Linked DNA regions of Mus musculus: region 1 is linked to region 2. The links are chromatin loops, found by intact Hi-C in ENCODE. Cell type or tissue: left cerebral cortex. All regions are shown on one strand. Each heading gives the region's core, and the rest is flanking DNA. Links, peaks and the distances in the headings are about the cores only.

Region 1 (8,403 bases), core at 252-8,251, 370 kb before region 2:
AAAAAAAAAAAGAAACAGAACTAGGGGCTGCTGAGATGGCTCAGCAGTTAAGAGCACTGACTGCTCTTCCGGAGATCATGAGTTTAAATCCCAGCAACCACATGGTGGCTCACAGTCATCCATAATGAGAAACAAATAAAAATCCTATGGGCTGGAGCAAGCGGAGCCAGAACAAGTGGGGCTGGAACAAGAGGGAGAAGGATAGGGGAAAAAAAAGGAACAAAAAAAGAACAGAACCAGTAAACACAGGCAATCCAATGCTCCCTGGTCCTAACACAGTCCAAGAATAGTCATGTGTGGATTTTGGGTGCTTGTGAGAAAACTCCAAGAAAAAAATGACCAGAGTCTTATGATCGTCACTCCTGGAACATGTTTCCATGCTCCTCCCAGGTGTGGGGTATAGAAGTGAGTTTATATCACTATTGTTATTCATATGCCTCTCTAGAAAAACATGTTTGGCCATGTGTGGCCTTGTCCTTGCAACTGAACACCTTAGTCATGTGCTTCTTGTTAACCCTCAGAGTATAAATTGTCTGAATGAATAAAGCTGGCTAGTGCATGGGACTTTAGTCTGACTCGTATTTAGGCCCCACTCTCCCAAGTTCATGCCACCAACTAGAGTGCCAAACACTCCTTGACACAGTTGTTTTTTCCTTCCCACTCTCTCCCACTCACCAAGACAATGAGTCGCACCAGCTGGGTGTAGGTGCGCTCCCCGCCCTTGCGTGTGATGATGTCCCACTTCTCAGGGGTGCAGACGATAATCTGTGTGGCACTGATTTCCTCCTTGCATAGCTGGTGATCCCCAGTCAGCTCAGCAACAGTGATGCCATATGTGGCCAGGCGCTGGGGAAAGAAATCATCATCAGCAATACTGAGTGATGGGGCTGGAGATGCAGCTCAGTGGCAGGGAGCCTGCCTAACGTCTAAGAATGGTAGACGGTGCCTGAAGGGCCTGGCAGCCATTTCTGTGCTGTGGACAAGGAGAAGTTAAGTATCTGGTGAGTCAGGAAAGATGAACAAATGTTACTTAAATCCCACTCGGGTAGAGGCAAAGGATCTATGGAAGCCCTTCATGAAGCAGGAAAGTGGAACTGGGGTAAAAACCCACAAGCTATAAACCATATTCATTCCACATAAATATTGTAAGATGCAGTGAGTCCATTAAGAAAATACAACAAAGATGGTGTCCATGTAAGTCAGGTCAAGACAATTTTGCCTCAGAAATTACTTGGGTCAAATTCTACCTTGGAAATGGCAAAAAATATCTAGAGTTTCCCTAACAAAAGAAGCAGTAATGCATAGGCCCCTCCCTAGCACATGACCAGCTGCAGTTAGTATCTTCTGGAGAAGTTATACGACTTACCTTTCCAAAACTGCCCACCATCTCCTGGACCAGGGACCGCATGGGAGCTATGTAGATGATCTTGAAGTCATCCACATTGATTGTGCCGTCCATGTTGATGTGTTTCCCTATCTCTCGGAGCATACACATCAGGGCCACGTTGGTCTTGCCCGCACCCTAGACGGGGGCAGAGACAAAGCCTCTTCATCTGCTATGGGCTACCACCAAAACAGAACTGACCCTGGGACTGCCCCAAGTAACACTGCCCCAGTGGGTTGTCCATCACAGAACAGAGAATAGCCAGAGGTGGCATGCTATACCTTTAATCACAGCACTTGGGAGGCAGAGGCAGGCAGATCTCTATGAGTTTACAGGCAGCCTGGTCTATATTGTAAGTCAGGTCTAAGGCTACATAGAGAGACCCTGACTCAATTGCAAAGAATAAGTCCTAGTTAAGGATTAGTATTTAATTTGCTACCAAAACATTTCAGGAAGAAAAGGAGGCAGATCAGTACTTACAGTGGGAGCACACAGCAGCAGGTTCTCATCAGTCTCCAGGGCAGCACGGTAGAGCTTACTCTGGATCCGGTTCAGCGTTTTGAAGCCCTCAAATCCTGCCTGGGCATACTTTGGCAGCTTCTCCACCGGGAGCAATTGCTAAAGGAAGAAACATCCCACACTTTATGCTCCTGGATCCTTCAGCAGGCTGCCCATTTTTACAAGATCACTATGATTTCACTTTGATTTCCCCATGATTTCATTCCCTGGCAATCGCCATTCATAATTCTCTACTCTAAACCTGTACAGAGAGATCACTATTGCTTCCTGGTCTTGGAATGGGAAAACTCTGGAATAGTTTCCACTCCTAGAATAAATTATCTTTGAGACTAGGTGACATTTTAGTTAATGGCTAACCGCCAAACTGGAAGACAGACACAGAGAACGGAAAAGGCGATTCACTCACTTCTTCTGAGCCAAAGGGCTTGGGCTTCAAAGCAGGCACATGCACCTCTTCATAGCCTTTACGCTGGCGTCGGAAGGACCCGTCAGGAAGCTGGCAGCGCTTATTGGCCATGAAGTGGCTTCCTTGGGTAAAAACAAGGTCCTCCAAATCCAGAACCTGCCTTGGAGCCAGAGCCTGGAAACAGGCAAAGCACAAACAGGCTTAGCAGGTGAGCTTTCCAGCCACAACAGCCTGCGGACAGCCCGGCACTCACCTCTCCACCCTGGTCCAAATCCATGGTTTCCAGATCTGTGTCCATTCGGGACTGACGGACTCTCTCTCTCCGGGACCTTTCTTCCTGCAGCAGGGGAGAAGAAAAAGCACAATCATGTACATTGTTCGCCTGAGTGCTTGTCCCGTGCAGTCCCTTCTGGATTGGGCTTCAATCATGGTGCTAAATCATGTATCCCCAAACCAAAGACATCACTTTATTTTGAGACCTGCCAGAGACTATAAAAATAAGTAAATAAATCAGTCAGAGGTAGCAAACACAGTGGTGATGCAGTGTTCTAAAGAGGAACGTCAGAAGCAGACTGTCAACAATTAACCACCAAAGGCAGGGAGGAATGGTGTTCTACATTAAGCAGACATGCTCTTTTCCCAGGTTGTAGTAAACAGGTTCCCCATGGCACTGGGGATGAAAACAGGATCTCAACCACAGAAATGAGTGTGCTGACTCTAACTTGCACCCTGAGCAACTCCAGAGAACGCAGAGATATGGTTCATTACCTCAAACACTGAACAAGGAACAAGACGGACAGACAAAACAGTCCTTACTCTGATCAGGTCCTCCTTCTCAGTCTCATGGAGCTGATAGAGGAACTTGGAGAGCTCTGGATCAGCTTCCATCTTTCCCACGATCCTCTCCTTTTCAGGTTCACTCTGAGCACTGGCCAACAAGGTACAGTATAAAACTGCCAAACACAATAGGGAGAGAAAGTTGCAGACAGTGAAATAAAACCTCCTTTTATTCCTGAGCAAACAGAAGGTAATTAGATACTGAAGCCAACACAATCCAGCAGACTCTTGCGCGTGCGCACACACACAGCAAGAAAAGTGCATAGTCTACTCACTCATCATCCTGTGCTGCCGCAACACTTTAATGAAGTCAAACGTGTTGAAACCAAGGAGCAAAACCAGTTGGTTCTCACATTCTCGGTCATCACTTGCTGTCTGGAGAGAGAAAATAAGACTGTATGAGTACAGCCATCTGCAACCTCAAACACTGTCCCTGCACTGTCGGCACTGCAGTAAGCATAGCTGCCTTCCAAACACTGACCCTTTCTGACAAGACACATGGAATACAAGTACTATTTTATCCATACCTTCAAAATCTCCAACACCTCATCTGCCTTCTTCTGTGACACAATGGCATCATCATAGAAACGACTGAGCTGTCGCTGCAGCCAGAAGGCATCGATATCCCGAGGGTGCAAATCCTTCTTCTTAGAACTCATCAGTTCGCCTGAGGCTACAAGCTAAGAAGGAAATCAGGCATGTGGCTCACTAGGTCTCTTCATCATGCTCCACCCAAGTTACCTACCATCCCATAGGCTACCTGCTGAGGCCTTTCCAGAAAGCAGCAGCTCTATTACACTGCATTCAGGAGCACACCAGACTAAGATTTCATTAACATGTGTCTTTGGGAAGAGAAACAACTGACTAATGTCCTAAGAAAATCAAAATACTGACTGTTTAATAAGGCTCAAACTGAGGTTGGTGGAACACCTGCAATCCCAGCACTAAGAAGGCTGATGCAGGAGATTCCAAATTCATGGCCAGTCTGAGCTGCCCAGCAAGTTTTATGTCAGAAACACACACACACACACACACACACACACACACACACAAAACACCACTGGCACAGGTCTGTAAATTTACCCCACTACTTAGAAAGCTGAGTTGACAAAGCTCCAAGACTTGCATGAGCTATAGCGTAAGTTTAAGTCCAGCTCAGACAACTTTGTGAGGCCCTTTCTCAAAATAAAAATGTTTTTAGTCTCTTTAAATACTGCTCTATAACTCAGTGCTAGAGCATTCACCATGCACAAGACAGTAAGTTCAACCCCAGAACAACAAACAAACAAAAATAAAATACTCAGAAGGGCAATGGTGGTGCATGCCTTAATTCCACCACCTGGGAGGCAGAGGCAGGCGGGTCTCTGAATTCAAGGCCAGCCTGGTCTACTGATCAAGTTCCAGGACAGCCAGGGTTACACAAGGAAACCCTACCTTAAAAGACAAACAAAACACTCAAATACTCTTGTCATTACAATGTTATCTATGTATCAAATTTTAAAAACAACCCAAATACCCATCAAAAGGAAGTCTGGAAGGCAGGCACAGTGGTCCATGCCATAATTCCAGCATTCAAGAGGAAGGATGAGGAAGACATCAAAAGTTTGAAGCCTGCCTGGACAACAACAAAACTCCAAACCCCAAAAGCTGAGAACGATGACACTAGCTCAGTGGTGGAGCACTGGCCTAGCATGCCTGAAGCTGGGTTCAATCCACAGTAGCCACCACCCAGAAAAACCAACCACGGCTCAGTGAGTGTCTTAGTAAGAGGAAGTCCTTCACTTAGAAGCAAGCTGGCCTACACTAAAACAAACTGTACTTACATTAGCAGAGAGGGTGCAGCGCACAACAGCTTCGTCCCCTTCCATGTCATCATCAGAAGCTTCTTCTCGGACTTCCCCATACACATCTTCATCACCTTCCTATGGAGACAATGTTACCTGTAATACAATCTCAACACAGATGTAGAACTGGCCCTGTGTCATACAGGTCCTGCTTTCTATCACTCTAAGTAAGCTCCATACTTAGAACAACGGCTTTGGGGTAAAGCCAATAGTGTATCAACCATATTCCAGGAATATCAATGGAATGACCATTTGGAATGGGTTTATTAGATGTATCTATCCTCTTTTCTGCTTCTCACCTTAGCTGCAAATATCAAACACTGGGATCATATGCTCCTTCTGAAACACAGATAATATCAAACTAAGACTACTGGCTAATGGAGGAGCTATGAAGACGAATACACAGGAAAGTAGATTGTGAGCCAGAAATGTAGACATCATGCTTAGTTTGCATAATCTCAACTGTGGACTGTGGACTTAAACATCATGTTCAATAATTAACATCTGTTAAATAAATTGCTACGAGCAAGGAAATCTGTATCAGGTTGTTCCTAATTAAAACTACAAATTAACAGCTGGGCAGTGATGGCACATGCCTTTAATTCCAGCACTCAGGAGGCAGAGGCAGGTGGAACTCAGTAAGTTTGAGGCCAGCCCTGATCTAATGAGCTAGTCCAGGACTGCCAAGGCTACACAAAAGAAAACCCTGTCTGGAAAAAAAAAGAAAGAAAAAAAGAAAGGAAGGAAAGAAAGGAAGAGAAAAGAAAAACTCTACCAATTAACTATTCTGTAGGAAGTAGCATTTTGTTTTACTAAAACAGAAACCGAGGCAAAATGACCTGCCTAAGATACAGGCTCAAACTCAAGATTCCTTGGCTCTCAGTTCAGTGCTCACCCTGACTCCAGTAACATCTTATCTTCCAGGACATTTCAGGACTGGTACTTTCTTTTTCAGAACACAAACTCACTCACTGAAAACTCTAAAGTAACCAACTTTAAAAATGACAGGCTGGAGAGATGGCTCAGCTGTTAAAAGAACTGACGGCTCCTTTGAAGGTCCCGAGTTCAAATCCCAGCAACCACACAGTGGCTCACAACCATCCATAATGAGATCTGATGCCCTCTTCTGGTGTGTCTGAAGACAGCTACAGTGTACTTATTTACAATAATAAATAAATCTTTGAGCAGGAGAGAGCAAAGGTCCTAAATTCAATTCCCAGCAACCACACAAAGGCTCACAACCATCTGTACAGCTACAGTGTTCTCATACATAAAATAAATAAATCTGAAAAAAAAATGACTTAAGAGACATGTAGAGAATTTCACTATGTAGCCTAGCTGGCCTCAACCTCTTGACTGTTGGGAATGTAGGCACTGTGTTACCATTCCTGGTTCAACTTTCCTTTTTCAATTGTCCCACTATTCATATTTAGTTATAATCTAGAAGTGGCAAGCTTTAACCCCAGGAGCTGCTACAACAGCTAAATAGCCAAGTACAATTACATCCATACTCTTAGGTGAATATGCATTCTTAAACTAGCAATTAGCCCACAACTCGAAAGCCGTGAATTACTATACTATGGTTAAAACACTCCAGCAGGACACAACGTCACTGAAGATGTGCTTTATCTTTTTTCTTTATTGATTAAATGGGTTCTGACAATTTCATGCACGCACACAATGCATACCAAGCTCTCTCTCTCTTTTTTTTTAAAGATTTATTTATTTATTATATTTAAGTACACTGTAGCTGTCTTCAGACACTCCAGAAGAGGGCATCACATTTAGTTACAGATGGTTGTGAGCCACCATGTGGTTGCTGGGATTTGAACTCTGGACCTTCGGAAGAGCAGTCGGCGCTCTTAACCACAGAGCCATCTCGCCAGCCCCCATACCAAGCTCTCTTACTGCAGCTCCCCACACCTCACGGAGCCTCCTCTTCCCTACACATCTGTTTCTCACACTCATGCCTCCTTGTGTTATTTGTGACCCACTGAATTTAACCATCAGAGACCAGAAGGCTTAGAAGTGGTTACAGGACTGAAGATAATGACCCCCTTTCCATAATCTATCAATAACCAATAGTTAGGTAGCAGGGAGAAGACTCCTCCCCAATCTCTGACTGGGTGTTGACAGGGCCAGTCTTGGACAGGCCCACAGTAAGTAAGTGCAGCTGCTTGAGTTCATGATTGCAATAACTGCACTGTGCCCACAGGATGGCATTTCTCAGTCCTCCTTCCTACTTTCATTGGTCTATCTGGTTTATTATAAACTGTCAGTGTACACCTACTAGTTTAGATTAGCTTCTAAAAGAACCTAACGTGAACCACAATAACTTCTTAAGCAGAATGACACAAAATTTGTAAGTATACCACAAAACACTGTAAAACGCATTTAGCTAGGAATTTCAGTTTATGAGAAGAGCTCCCACTACCTTGGTAACATCACACAACAGAAGGGATCCATTTAAAGCCACTCACCTCCTCATCAGACTCAAACTGCACGTTCACACCATAAGTCTCATCAATGTTGTCATCTGAGGAGATGTGGGATTACAAAGAGAGGGCAGTGGTTAGTGTGGAGACACTCAAGCCCATTTCCTCAGCTGCCTGGCTTGCTTACTCTCAGGCCAGAACACACAGACTTAACCAACACGAAAACAAGCACCAAGGCCTCTCAAGCCTGCCAACCTGGATTCTACCCTGCTCTGCTTCTTCAGCTCCTAAGCCCTCCCTGCTCTCTCTCACTGTCTACACAATAGGTCTCAATTTAAAAATGGCTGCCAGGGTGGCAGAGATAGTTCAGCTACTAAAGGATAAGGCTCACAACCAAACATCAAGAGATAACTCTCCACTTTATTCTTCTTAGGTGGGTTTTGCTTAGGAACCCTGCAGCTGGAACTTGCTATGCAAACCAGGCTGACTTGTTGGGATAAGCCTGTGCCAAAAGGCCTGCAGATCACCATTCTCTTTAAGCAACACAACATAAGCTATGGAAACAATGCTATTCTAAAATTTTAACAAAGATGCTGAGTATTCAACAGAAAGGCCAACAACCACAAAACATGGTCTGGACACAAAGAGCTCAGGTACCCATATTCTGTATCTCCTTGTCGCCACCGTAGTCTGTGATCTTCTTGCCCAGGTTTACCAGCACATGGTATCTGGTATCATCTGTCTGACCCAGCAGCAGGTCAATCTCCCGTCTTCTCTCCTTGTCTCGAAGCTTTTCATTCTTCAGCACAGCCAGGACTTCATCAGCTGCTCCACAAAGAATATCTCGAGGCTGAGAATACAAACAACGTACAACAATAATATGTAGAAGGGCACTGACCAGCTTTGTGACAATATAAAGTAAAGAAGCATGCATCTTCAAAACTACACAAGCTGGAGATGTGGCTCACAAGTTAGGAC
Region 2 (8,403 bases), core at 379-8,378:
GTTTACATGGGTTTTGGACAATTGCAATGGGTTTGATACTGTGTGGTTTTGTTCATCTGTTTGGTTATCTTACAGTTTTTATAAGCTTGGCTTTGGATCCTATAGCCTTAGAATCTTTTTTTAAACAAATTTCATAAATTGTAATGTTAGAAACTACTGGGTTTTTCTAATGGTAATTAAATTTTGTATAAACAGGTGTGGCAAAACATGTTGGTGATGCCCTCAAAGAACATGCTTCCAGATCATCTCGAAAAATTTGCACTATTGGAATAGCTCCATGGGGAGTGATAGAAAACAGAAATGATCTTGTTGGGAGAGATGTAAGAAAGGTTTTTTTTTTTTCTAATGTCTTAAATTTGAGCTTGTATATAAACAGAAATAATGCTAGCCAATTTGATAGACTGTATCATACTTTCACACTAAGTTTAAAACAAAATTTCCAGTGGTCTTTTTTGATCCTTTGGAATATGTCTATCAATATAAATGCTTATAATGGTGTTGGTCCTTTTGTTTTCTGTCTTTAATGTAGAATGTTATTTTAACATGTTTTCCATATTAGTATTTGTAATTGATTTTCTTTTCTTTTCTTTCTTTTGTTTTTGTTTTTCAAGACAGCGTTTGTCTGTGTAACTGTTGCTGTTCCCAAGGCCAGGCTAGCCTTGAACTCAGAGATCGAACTGGTCATTATGTTAGGGATTAATCTTGTCACCAAGAGTAGGAATCAAAGGCTAGTGTTTTATTCAAATAGATTGAAGATGTGAACCGGTTTATGAATATTCATCAGGAGCCTATTAAAGTAAAACTGACTGGGCATGATGGTGCAGTGCCAAGGCCTTTGGGGTGGGTGCCTGAAGGTCTTAGGTTCATTGCTGATAGGGCACCTGCAGGGGAGATGAGTCACCAAAGGAAGGGAGTCACTCAATGATCAGGGGAATTTAGCAGCTCTGACTCGCAAGTACTTTATACAAGTTTCACAGAACAAAGACAGACTAATGATTATCTCAAGTGGTACAGGATATATTTTGATTTTTCATTACATGTCCATGGTTATAAGTTTAGTTACAATTAGAAAATACAAACATTTTATTATTAGCTCAGTAACTCCCATTTGAAGAATATAAAGAATGTCTCCCCTGAAGCAAACACATTTATTATATGACAGCCTGCTTTTAGACACTCCAAGGCAAACAGAAAATATCTGAACCAGTCTTTTTATGAATAGCAAATACTAATACCTAACTTAATTTACTATGTGTTTCATCATTTACACTGTAAAGTAGGAAAAGTTTACTTTAGTCAATCTATCTTATTTACTGAATTGTACTCCTTCAAATATATACATTGTACAACCTCCTATCTTCATATTTTCAGAGAGCTCTAAGCCTTTAATAAAAAAAGAGATCTTGTATCTGTAACCTATTCTCCTGGCTAGTCAGTTTGTCAGTTGACTCTGTTTACCCTGTACCAGTTATGCTGTTTGAGGTTGCTCAGGGGCAGAGACCCCAAGAACATTTCTGGAGTAATGGCCTCATCTAGCTATATGCACATCTGTAATTAATGATGTCCAGGGCATAAGGAAAACTTGCACATAGTGGCCAGATAAAGTTAATTTTTTTTTTTTTTTTTTTTAAAGATTTATTTATTTATTATATGTAAGTACACTGTAGCTGTCTTCAGACACTCCAGAAGAGGGAGTCAGATCTCGTTACGGATGGTTGTGAGCCACCATGTGGTTGCTGGGATTTGAACTCTGGACCTTCGGAAGAGCAGTCGGGTGCTCTAACCCACTGAGCCATCTCACCAGCCCCGATAAAGTTAATTTTAAGATTTTCTTTAAAAAACTAAGATATAATTTTTCTCAGTAAAAGAAATAAAATTAATCATAATGCAGAAAGTCCCCAAGAATATAATACAGAGAGACCAAAGCCCAAAAGTTAGAGATAAAGCACAGAGGTTGTAGCAACCTGCTCAGCTTTGCTGGAACTCTTAGCAAGCAACTGTGCTGGCGTTGTGACTCTCCGTGTACCCAGTGGATATTGCTGTGCCATTGCAGGCCTTTAATTCCAGCACGCAGCACATAGAGGCAGAAGCAGACCAGTTTCTGCGTTTCAGTCAAAGCCAGCTTGATCTACATAGCAAAGTTCCAGGCTACTGGGGCTATATAATGCAATCCTGTCTTTAAAAAATAACCAAAAGGAAAAAAATCTAAATTGTGGCAATCATTTTCAAATGGTACTGAATTTCTAATCTCTGTTTTAAAAGGCTATATTTATGCTTTGGAAAAAAACACATTCACATTTTGCTGCTTTTTCACATTTGCTGAATTGGACTTTACTCATTTCAATAGATTTATAATTAGTACTGTATATTTTACTGTTCCTTTTGTATGCAATGATAAAAAACATGGCTCAATTTATTATTGATCTTCAAATATTTAAAAGCTTGTTCTTTTTCTTTATATATGAATGAAAATAGAATTGTACTTTTTATCCCTGGATTGCTTCAGAATTTATCTTACACTATGTTACATTCAGCTCCCTTCCATTGACTCTTGTTTTCGTTATTGTTTAGGTGGTTGCTCCTTATCAAACCCTATTGAATCCCTTGAGCAAATTGAATGTTCTGAATAATCTACACTCCCATTTCATCTTGGTGGATGATGGCACTGTTGGAAAGTATGGGGCAGAAGTCAGACTGAGAAGAGAACTTGAAAAAACCATTAATCAGCAAAGAATTCATGCTAGTAAGGGAGTTCATAGATTTTTTTTAACTGTTAAATTATTCAAAGGTGTATTAATAGCCAGCAGCATGCTTGAAAAGTAGCATGTTCTTTGAAGTAAGTACACTTCTTTACTTACCAAGAGAACCTACAAAGCAACCAAAAATGGCCAATCTTAAACAAAATGTTAAGACCTAGGAAAAGACATCCTAAGCCAAGTTCCATATTTATGTTTCCAATCCAAGTCCAAAAAGAAAAGAGTTTTGTTGCTGTTTCATTGTGTTTAAAACAAAACCAAAAAAACCTATGATATTGTAAACCACTGTAGTTCAAGGTACTTATTAACAGCCGTAATGTTTGTAGTCATTCTAATACATGACTTTGACAGTCAAGATAGTGTTATAAAAGGAGCAGTATCACTTTGTTAAGAATTAGCTTTCCGGGGCTGGTGAGGTGGCTCAGCAGGTAAGAGCACCCGACTGCTCTTCCAGAGGTCCTGAGTTCAAATCCCAGCAACCACATGGTGGCTCACAACCATCCCTAATGAGATCTGACTCCCTCTTCTGGTGTGTCTGAAGACAGCTACAGTGTACTTACATATAATAAATAAAAACAAAACAAAACACCATGACCAAAAAAAAAAAAAAAAAAAAAAAAAAGAATTAGCTTTCCTTAAACTTTACAATGTAGGTCTGTATTGCTGTTGGCAAATGGGTTTTAAAAGTTAATATTCTTGGAGCAGATTTTTCTTTCCAACTGTGGCTGAGCTTTATCCTTCAACATCTATATTTTGTTACAATCTGAAGTAATTCTGTAACCCAGTATCCTGAGAAGGTGAACTCTGATGAAGTGATATGGAAATATAACATAACAGAAGAGCATACATAATAGAGTCACACTGTTTGTGAAATTGAGTAATTTAAAGAAATATGTTTTGGGGGCTGCGAGTGCTTGTTATTCTGGCAGAGGTTTTGCGTTCAGTCCCCAGCACCCAGTCAGTGTCTCAGACCATTTCTACTCCTGGGGGAGACAGTGTATTCTTCTGACCTCCCTTTCTAAGATTTATCTTTATTTATATAATACCGTAGCTGTCTTCACACACCAGAAGAGGGCGTCCGATCCATTACAGATGGTTGTGAGCCATCATGTGGTTTCTGGGAACCTCTGGAAGAGCAGTCAGTGCTTTTAACCACAGAGCCATCTCTCCAGCCCAAGACTTTCAATAGTATCACAGCTCTCAAGGGACTGAGACTAGAGGCATCCTTGGGTTATACATATAAGACTTTCAAAAATAATAAAAAGCAAAAGCTAGACATACTAAGCCACAAATTAATCCTAACATATCTTGTCAGAAAGAAAGTCAATTAGTAAAAACACAAAGGCTTATCTTCGGTTAATACACACATTCTAGTTGCTTGAACAGATTTCAGTGAATAAATGTTGAGAGCTCTTGTTATAGGTGCTCGGTTTTTTATAAATATACTGGTTATTGCTAACATTCAGTGTTCAAGGTAAAGCCAACTGTTTCACATGTAATTTTATTTTAATTTTTTTATTTAAAATAAATAAGATTAATTTACTGAGTTTTCTCATATTTACTAATTAAACTTTTACCCTTTTCAGGAATTGGGCAAGGAGTTCCTGTGGTGGCTTTGATATTTGAAGGCGGGCCAAATGTCATCCTTACAGTACTGGAGTACCTTCAGGAAAGCCCCCCAGTTCCAGTTGTTGTGTGTGAAGGGACAGGCAGAGCTGCAGATTTACTAGCCTATATCCACAAACAGACAGAGGAAGGAGGGTGAGTGTAGAGTATAGCAGATTTTACAATATAGAGTGTTATAGCTTATCCAGTACTGAATTCCTTTGTTTATTTAATGAGAATGAAAATCTCAGATTCAATAAAATGCTTTGTTCAGACTTAAGGCAGTAGCTTGTCTCATACATTATTGGAATGAAAGTATAATCATCTTTTTTATTTTTTTTTTATTCAAAAGATTATTTTGATAAAAACATACCTTTAACCTGATAGTTTAATTTCACATAATGGTTTCTACAAGTAAATACTCATATAAAGTTTTTGTTGTAGGGTTATTTGTACAAGATAAAGACATAGAAAATCTACCAAAAGAGGTCTAAATAAGTTATGGCATGTCTATATAGTGGAATGATTGCAGCTGAGGAAGGATGGGACCTGTGTATTAAGTCACTCTACTCCCCTGTGGCAGCACAAACACACACACACATACACAGAGGCATGATGCAGAGTAGTGTAGCTCTTATGCAAGGATGACATGCAAACTTGTGAAGCATTCCTTCCTTTTTTTAAAAAAAGATTTATTTACTTATTTTATGCATATGAGTGTACTGTAGCTGTGCAGATGGTTATGAGCCTTCATGTGGTTGTTGGGAATTGAATTTAGGACCTCTGCTTGCTCCGTTCAGCCCCGCTTGCTCTCGTCCAAAGATTTATTTTTTATTATATATAAGTACACTGTAGCTGTCTTCAGACATACCAGAAGAGGGCATCAGATATCATTATGGGTGGTTGTGAGCCACCATGTTGTTGCTAGGATTTGAACTCAGGACCTTTGGAAGAGCAGTCAGTGCTCTTACCCACTTAGCCATCTCGCCAGCCCACATTCCTTACTTTTAAGAAGAGTTAAGAAAATTACATTACTAAACAAGATCTCAGAGCATCATAGAGGCTAACAGTGATTGCTGGAAAGAGCTGAAGTGTAGAAGGCAAAGCGAATAGGAAAGGAGATTCTGATCATGAACTGCTGCATTGTGGTACTCTGATGCATTATAGTGTCCATGTTTAAGATAACTTGGAAATTTATTTTATAAGCCATAGTATAGAATTACCCTTATGATACCTTGTAATATCAGAGTACTAGTACTACATCACATGCTTTGTTTAAAGCATTCACAAAATAATTCAAAATGAAAACACATTATTACTCTCCTTATGCCAAAGATTTAATAGTAGGCATCTCAGAAAATTATTATTGAATAATTAGTACAGAATCTCTAGAAACCTTGCTTGGGTCTACCTGTGTTTCATGTTCATCCTACAGAGAAGATGAAATGAAGTAAATTGATTTTCTTCTTTTACCAGAAATCTTCCTGATGCAGCAGAGCCTGATATTATATCAACTATCAAGAAAACATTTAACTTTGGCCAGAGTGAAGCAGTTCATTTATTTCAAACAATGATGGAGTGTATGAAAAAAAAAGAGCTTGTGAGTAGAGTTCAGCCGAATAAGTCTCTTATTTATTCTAATTTATACATTATTTCATCTTTGTGTGGTTTTTTTTTTTTTTTTTTTTTTTTCGAGACAGGGTTTCTCTGTATACCCCTGGCTGTCCTGGAACTCACTTTGTAGACCAGGCTGACCTTGAACTCAGAAATCTGCCTGTCTCTGCCGCCTGTCTCTGTCTCCCAAGTGCTAGGATTAAAGGCGTGCACCACCACCGCACGGCTAAAAAGACTAATATTCAAGTTGTATTAAGACTATATTTATTCTTTTAAAGGAAGTATTTAAGTAGTATTTAAGAAGAATGCAGAAAAACAAGCAACATGGCTCCATGGCCACTGGTGCTTGCCACCAAATCTGATGACCTGAGTTTGATCCTGAAAGTCAACTGGTGTAAGGAGAGAACCAACTCTCACACATTGCCTTTGACTTGTGTATGCTGTGTGCAAATCTCTCTCTGTCTCTGTCTCTCCCTCTATCCCCCCCACCCCCAACAAGGGGGCGGGGGTTATAGTTGCTAGTGACTTCCAGTAAAATGTCTGGGAAAGTATTTTAAGACTACAAGGTTAAAAGTCTATGCTGCTTAATTTTATATGTGTGAACACAGGCTTATGTTTTCAGAGAGAAAATGTACAGCTCTGTCGATACATAGAAACATGGATTTGTTGTCACTCCTTGGCCTTTGTGCCTTGATGAGATGCTGATTTGCCTTGTTTTGACTTTCATTGCAAGCTTTGTTCTCCATGAAATGAAGTTAGTTGAACTTTTTACAAGTTCAAGTGTAGTGATCACCTTTTACTTTCTGAAAAGTACCTAGGTAAAAGCTTCCTAAACAGTTTTATATTTCACTTGATTACACTCCTCACCACTATGCTGCAAGGTGTAGTGGTGCACACCTGTGATCTAGTGCCTGGAAGCTGAGACTGGAGGGCTGAGTCAACTTCGTAAGAATTTTTCTTTAAAAAGGGGTGGGGGATATATTTATCACTGGAGTAAGTGTTCACTCTGTCAAAAGAACAGCAATATTTACTCTGATAGTAATCTCTTGCCTCTACCCACGAATTGATTGTGTCAGCTAACAGACATAAGATAGAGTAAAAAGAAGTGACTGATATGGAACAAACAAGCCGCATGCCTTTAGTTAGTCTAGGCACACAGGAGGAAGAAGACAGACAGGGCTACTTAGGGAAACCAGTCTCAACATAACAAAACATAAAAGGGAAAAGAAAATACTGGTTTTGGATATGTCTGCTAATGTGTTGTAAGTAATGAAGTCAAAATTTTCTGTTTTGTTTTTAGGGTTGAACTGATATTAGATCAGTTAGGTCTATAGATTTACAGGTCTGTATAATTATAGAAATACGTAAGTGACTACATGTTAAAAAAAGTCATTTTGCGTGTGCGGTTGTGTGGGCGTGCATGCACGGAGGTCACTTTGTGGAGTCAGTTCTTTCCTTCCACCTTTAATGGCTTCTGGAGATTGAACTTGGTTGTCAGGTTTGTGTGGTGTCTTAGTTACTTTTCTGTTGCTATGAAAAGGCACCATGACCAAGGCAACTTAATAAAAGAGCATTCAATGGGCTCTCATGATCTCAGAAGTGAGTTCACGGTCATCATGGTCGGGACCATGGTAGCAGGCAGGCGTGGGGCGGTAGCAGTGCTGAGAATGTGCATGTTGACAACCACAAGGCAGGGAAGCTGCCTGCTGGAATGAAGACTTTGAAACCTGGAAGCCCCATGCCCAGTAACAAACCTTCTCCAATAAGGCACCATCTTCTAATCCTTCTCCAGCAGTCCTACCAGTGGGGATCACAGCGTTCAATCATGTGAGCCTGCAGTGGCCATTCTCAGTCAAATTGTAATATATGGCAAACACTCTTACCCACTTTGTCATCTTGCCAGACCTATAAATATCTGTTTCTATACAAATCTACATATGATCATTTCTCTTTATATTGTTTGAAATTATTTGTTATATAATATCTTAGCTTTAAAAATAAAGATATTAATATATTTTTAAATAGATCACTGTTTTTCACATTGGATCAGAGGATCATCAAGATATAGATGTGGCCATACTCACTGCACTGCTGAAAGGTAAGGGTTCTTTGATTTTGTTATGAAGCAGGGTCTTTACATAGCCCTGGCAGTCCAGGAACTCCATAGATCCTCCTGCATCTACCTCCTAAGCGCTGAGATTAAGGATAATAATGCTCAACTAAAAAGGTAAGATTCTAAAAATATGTTATCTTTAAAGTATGTCCTATAAGATAGGAATTTTTTTGTGTCAAGGTCAGAGAAGTTGATTTTTAAATAGTTGTTCTTCTTCTTTGGGTTTCTCTGTTTAGCCCTGGCTGTCCTGGAGCTCACTCTGTAGACCAGGCTGGCCTCAAACTCAGAAATGTGCCACCACTGCCTGGGTTAAAT

The links. Peaks named below come from ENCODE experiments on the same cell type or tissue, not always from the same donor. Only the 100,000 strongest peaks of a DNase experiment are listed, where the experiment ranks them.
Region 1: a loop joins it to region 2, with 3 times the contacts of the local background. A loop is called at or near these places in 4 of 42 quality-filtered maps.

What each region holds. Positions count from the first base shown.
Region 1 is chr2:127,211,472-127,219,874 of GRCm38, reverse strand. It overlaps Snrnp200 (small nuclear ribonucleoprotein 200 (U5)), which reads right to left. Exons shown (of 45, transcript NM_177214.5): 4 at 8,083-8,275; 5 at 7,471-7,526; 6 at 4,970-5,068; 7 at 3,674-3,826; 8 at 3,422-3,521; 9 at 3,126-3,262; 10 at 2,563-2,646; 11 at 2,310-2,483; 12 at 1,865-2,002; 13 at 1,367-1,522; 14 at 676-846. Among named protein-coding and RNA genes, the nearest start is that of Snrnp200, 7.3 kb to the right of the region's middle. In left cerebral cortex, for the core only: no CTCF peak of the experiment used is centred there; no DNase peak of the experiment used is centred there.
Region 2 is chr2:126,840,414-126,848,816 of GRCm38, reverse strand. It overlaps Trpm7 (transient receptor potential cation channel, subfamily M, member 7), which reads left to right. Exons shown (of 39, transcript NM_021450.2): 6 at 196-320; 7 at 2,572-2,743; 8 at 4,343-4,517; 9 at 5,838-5,961; 10 at 8,001-8,073. Among named protein-coding and RNA genes, the nearest start is that of Trpm7, 32 kb to the left of the region's middle. In left cerebral cortex, for the core only: no CTCF peak of the experiment used is centred there; no DNase peak of the experiment used is centred there.